Regions from separate parts of the Homo sapiens genome. Here region 1 is linked to region 2. The links are chromatin loops, found by intact Hi-C in ENCODE. Cell type or tissue: natural killer cell. All regions are shown on one strand. Region 1 overlaps ARAP1 (ArfGAP with RhoGAP domain, ankyrin repeat and PH domain 1). Region 2 overlaps IUR1 (imatinib upregulated ABL suppressing lncRNA 1).

Region 1 (2,500 bases), 490 kb before region 2:
CACACGCGTGCTTTCCAAGACAGCGGGCTGTGGGCAGGTGGCTTGGAGGCCACCAGAGCATGAGGCCAGGAAAGAAGCCCCAGCTCTTGCCCTTCCCTGTCCCACTGATTTCCTTCTCCAGAAGCCCCAGGACTCCTCAGAACTCTGCAGGGTAGGAAGGTTGTGCTGGAAGGAGGCAGGAGAGAGGCAGACATCCTACCCCACCTCCCTGCCCCTCTCCCCTCTGCCCCCCAGCCTCCCCTTCACCTGCAGTGCCCTCACCATCCAGGCTCTGACGTGCCTCGGCCTTCTTTCCCAGGGCTCCCCGTATTCCCCAGGGGCTAGGCCTGGATTTGGGTTGGTCCTTGAAGCCCTGTCCTCCTCCCCCAATATTTCAGTATTTCAACCTCTACCCCAACCACACCTGGCAAGGCCTCCGGTCTTCAAAGCTGGCTCAGGAGCACTTCCTTGTCCAGGAAGCCCCTCCCTTTCCAAGAGCTGCTCCTGGCCCCTCTGCAGGTCCAGGTCTGGGGTCTTCAACTCATCCATGGCAACCCAACTTCAAATAATATGTGAATGAGCAAACCATCCAGGGTCCCAACAGGCCCCATTTTTAGGAATCCTTGCGACAAGGACCAGCAGAGCCTCCTGCCCCTAACCCATCCAACACTGTTGTCACAGGCATATTTCATTCCGGCTGAGGCCCTGAGGCTCCTGTTTGGATGTCACCCCTACCCCTTACCAGAGGGAAATCACTTTAAGCCATCACTAACTCCTGACAGTTCAGACCCCCTGCCTCAGGCCATTTCTAAGAGGAGAAAAGGGTTGGAATCAGGAGGGGAGTCAAAGAGGGAGACCCCACCAAAGTAGGGCAGGGGAAATGGACCTCAGGCCTGCTTCACGAGCATGGTGTGACCTTGGGAAAGTTGCCTCCCTTCTCTGGGCCTAGCTCCCCCTTGCCAAGAGCAGACAGTGCAGGGGGCACAGGGGCCGATTCACAGCAGGTACTTGGTAGAAGGCTGTTCCCTCCTCTTCCTGGTTCCCAGAGCCCAGGACTCCAATGCACATTCCTGTATGGTGCTGCCTTCCAGAATGTCACCAGCCTGCAGGCCAAAGGCAGAACTGGGTCCCGCTTCACACCCCAGCAGAGAAAGGTCTGGGCCAGGACCACCACTCAGGCATCCTCCAGACCCTGCTTTGATTCCAGCAATGATGAGTGGTCCATGGCTGCCGCCTTGTGGCCTAGTGCAGGACTGCAGCCAGCACGCTGAGCTGGGGCAGTGGCCTTAGCAGAGCAGGGGGCGCCTCCAGTCTCACCCACTCAGGTGGGCCTCAGGGCTGGCTGGGCAGTGCAAGGTCAGATCCAGGAGCGGATTCCAGCCCCTCAGCACTTGGATAAGGGGGTCCAACCTGTCCTGGCTGGAGGCAGAAGGGTCAGACATTCGACCTGTGGATCTGGCCAGAGCGACCCACAGGAGGTGGGAGACTCAAGGGGCTTAGCCCCAGCCTGTGAAATAGGTCAGTAGGACTCAGGGAACCGGTTCCAGTCTCCTGCCATATACCTCCCCTTCCTGAGACAGCGAGAGGGAACCTGGAGTCCAGCTCCCCAAGTCTTCCGCTGGACCCAGGCTCCCCACTGAGCTGGATGCCTGAGTCGGAGGTCACATGGCCCATCCCCACCCACTCTGCCCAGCCCCACTGGCTGAGGCTAAGGATGGAGGTCAGCCTGTCCGCCCACTGAGCCCCCGAAGAGCGGGTGGTAATGAGGCTCTAGGCAGAGGCGGGAATGTGGTGTCTGGCACCTCCCCAGGGAGTCCCAAACCCATCTCTGAGCAACTCATTATTTCCTCTGCAGGCCAGGGCCTCATCTTCTTAGTGGAGATGGCCAGGCAGTGCCCAGTGAGGGCAGCCCCCTGGTGCATGGCAGGCCCCACCTCTGGAGGGGTAGGCACTGGGGCCACAGGTGACCCAAAGGTGCTTCTTCTCAATTTCCTCAGGCTCCTGTGGCTCTGACCTTGTGTCTCCAGCAGGGGGCTGCTGCAGGGCTGCCAGGCCTGAGTCACTGACACACCACACCCAGGCCCCAGCTGGGACTCAGACTCGGACTGCAGCAGGACAGGGGCTTGTGTCCAGCCAGGGTCAGTGCTGGCCAGGAAAGGACCGGCATTCCCAGCCTGGCTGCAGGATAGTACAATGGGGAAGGCATGGAGTCAAGCCAGGGCTCTGCTTGGGGAAGGGGGTCGTCTGAATAGCTCAGGGCCTGGAGAAAGCAAGGCCTAGGTTCTCAGCTTCAGGCACTAGGCACTCACCCCTGGGCTTCCCGACCTCCTGTCCCCTCCTACCCCAGGACGCCCAATCCCCTTAGCCAATCACAGGCCTCAGCACCATAGGGTAAAATATACAGATATATTTATATTATCAAAAAGTCCCCAAATTGGGGAAGGGGCATCAGGTAGTCTGGACCCCCCACTCAGCCCAGACTGGAAGGAAGGCTGAAGTCCCCAAAGCGCAGCTCTCAGCC
Region 2 (2,500 bases):
GAAGGGGAAACTGGTGCAGCCCACATGGTGTCTGGAAGGGCTTCCCAAGGGCTGCTTCAGAGGCAGCACAGAGCCTCAGGCAGGACTACAGGAGGAGCAGGAAGAGGGGAGGATGAGTCAAGTCTACCTGGATTGGTTTGGGTGGAGTCCTTCCTGAGGCAGGGTGGTGTGGGGGATGGTTGTGTAGATATTTTTGAAGCCCCCCCGCCCCAGTGTCTGTGTCCCCTTAAACAAGTATTACAATCTTCCTTCCCTCCCATGAGCAGAAGAGGAAACTAAGGCTCTGCCAGGACTAGAGCCCAGGTGTCCCAGATGGATCACCTAGCCAGGGATCTTCAGCAAACCAGGCTGGTCCAACTGTCTGTCCCGAGCTCCCTGAGTTGGCTTGAGGAGAAGACTTGCTCCCTGCCCTCTTGGAACTCCTTTCTGGTTGGAGAGCTGGGTGTTGAGTTTTGTGTAAGGTTATTTAGGCAACAGTATTCCAGAAAGGCTGATGCTGGAGATTCAGACACTGGCACCAAGCCTGTGAGCATCACTCTGGAGCTGGACCATGAGCCCATCCTATGCTCCTGCCTCTAGACCTAGGTTGGGTTGTTCAGGAGCTGGGTCTGGAAGCAGATCAGAAAGCAGGGTCCACCCCAGCCCAGGGGCTGGGCCTGTGGGTGTGTCCAAGCTAAACCTCTACACAAGGATCCATTGTGGTTGCTCAGCCTGGCCCTGGGCTCTGCCAGCCCTTCCGGCTCCCGGAAAATGTTTCCCGTCTGGCAGCTCCCAGAGCAGCCTGTCCTTGGCCAAGATGCTGACTGGCCCCACACACAGGCCTCTCCTACCCAGTGAGGATCCTGGAGTCCTGGCAGCTCAGAGCTCTTGGGTCCAGCCCCCATTTAACAGTCAGGATCCCTTAGGCTCAGGGAAGTAGGCACAGGCCACAGCAGCACACGAGAACCAGAATCAGGACCAGAACCCGGCACTCTGGCCATTTTCTCAGCTCTCGCTACCAACATGAGGCAGAAGGATGCAGACTCGGAGAAGGGAAGGGGCTGTCCCATTACACAGTCCTTTGTGGCAGAGTCTGGAGGAAATGACTGGTGCTTAGCTGGCCGCTTGCCCACCTGGACCCCTCTCATCTGGGTTCTCTAGGTTCAGCTGTGTGGCCTCGTGAAGGTTGCTATTCCTGTCTGCATTTGGGGACTGAAGACTCCCCACTCTCAATCCATCCCTGACATCCTAAGCTTTAAAATCAGGCATAAGCGCACTGGATGGGGTGAGGAGAAGCAGCTCTGGAATTTGGGGCTTTGACAACTCCGCCCCATCTGTGTGTGCCAAGCTGTACCAGAGCCAGAGGCTTAGGGCCTGGGGCTCCCCAACCCTTACTTGGGCTGACAGTGCCACCTGGTGCCCAGTCGGTGTGACATGAGTCCCGCTAGAGATGCAACCACAAACCTTCGCTCTCTGTGGGACCTCTGAGCCACCCCATGCTAGGCGCTGGGGACATAGAAGAAATTGTGACCCCAGATGTGAGGGGAGAAGACCCACAGAGAGTGACCACTCAGGATGTGGAGGCTGTGACAGCAGAAAGCCCGGGGCCGAGGAGGGTCGCTGAGTACCACAGGGTCAAGAAAAAGAGGCATTGCCATCAATGTAACTCTCACTGTCTTCTAGGCCAGGTCCTATGCAGGCCTGGGGACCCTCAAGGAATCAATTGTAATCTAATAGAAAAAAGTAGGGTGGGGAAGGGAGCTCAGAGCCAGGGACTTGGAACTGGGTCTTGAAGAATGATAGTAATTCATCTTGTGAGCCGTGGGCATTCCAGGCTCAGGGAACAGACTATGCGAAGGCATGGAAGAGTGAGCTTGTGTGTATAAGCTTGAGGGTGACAGGTGTGGAGAGGAGGGGGACAGCAGAAGAAGTGCCAGAATACGAGGTCTGAAAAGTCACAACCCTGGGTACCTGTGGCCGACACAGCTTGTCTGAATTTCCTTGCCCCATACCTACCTCCTTTCTTGACCTTCAATGTCTGGGCAGGTACAGAGCCCCTGCCTCAAACTCCAACCCCATTCCCTCTGGGTCTGGTTACCTAGAGGAGGTCCTGATTCCTGAAAGCCTCCCCTCTTCCCCCAGGGCAGGAGCTAGGTCGGGCTGCCCACAGGCTGATCTGAGGGGACACAAACCTATGACTTCCCTGGCCTCCAAGAAGCCCAGGCCCAGCCCTTAGATTGGAGAAGGATCTTTAAGCAGTTATTTAACTCTAGACTCAGGTTCCTCAACTGATGGGGATAATAATGGTACCTGACTCATGGGATGTGGTGAGGATTAAATGAGAAAATGCATAGAAAGCCACTTATTTGCACCTTGCTGGCATGGGTTGAGGCCAGGTAAAGGGGCTCCTCCCCATTGCCAATCCCCCTGGCATATTTCCTTCTAGGGGGAAGCTTGAGGGCTCCAGATTTTGGCCCCACCTGGGCTGCCTACCCCCCAACTTCAGGCTTCTTTCTACATT

The links. Peaks named below come from ENCODE experiments on the same cell type or tissue, not always from the same donor. Only the 100,000 strongest peaks of a DNase experiment are listed, where the experiment ranks them.
Region 1: it touches region 2 in a loop (4-fold over the local background); 10 of 110 quality-filtered maps call a loop at or near these places.

The regions. Positions count from the first base shown.
Region 1 is chr11:72,682,703-72,685,202 of GRCh38, forward strand. ARAP1 (ArfGAP with RhoGAP domain, ankyrin repeat and PH domain 1) reads right to left here. Exons shown (of 35, transcript NM_001040118.3): 35 at 2,367-2,500. Among named protein-coding and RNA genes, the nearest start is that of PDE2A, 9.5 kb to the left of the region's middle. RefSeq lists an enhancer at 2,032-2,500. In natural killer cell, CTCF peaks have their summits at 1,234 (motif pointing left) and 1,445; DNase peaks (open chromatin) are centred at 1,219 and 2,009.
Region 2 is chr11:73,176,852-73,179,351 of GRCh38, forward strand. All of the region lies in intron 1 of IUR1 (imatinib upregulated ABL suppressing lncRNA 1), which reads right to left. Among named protein-coding and RNA genes, the nearest start is that of IUR1, 4.8 kb to the right of the region's middle. RefSeq lists an enhancer at 1,200-1,249. In natural killer cell, CTCF peaks have their summits at 1,400 (motif pointing left) and 1,603; a DNase peak (open chromatin) is centred at 1,390.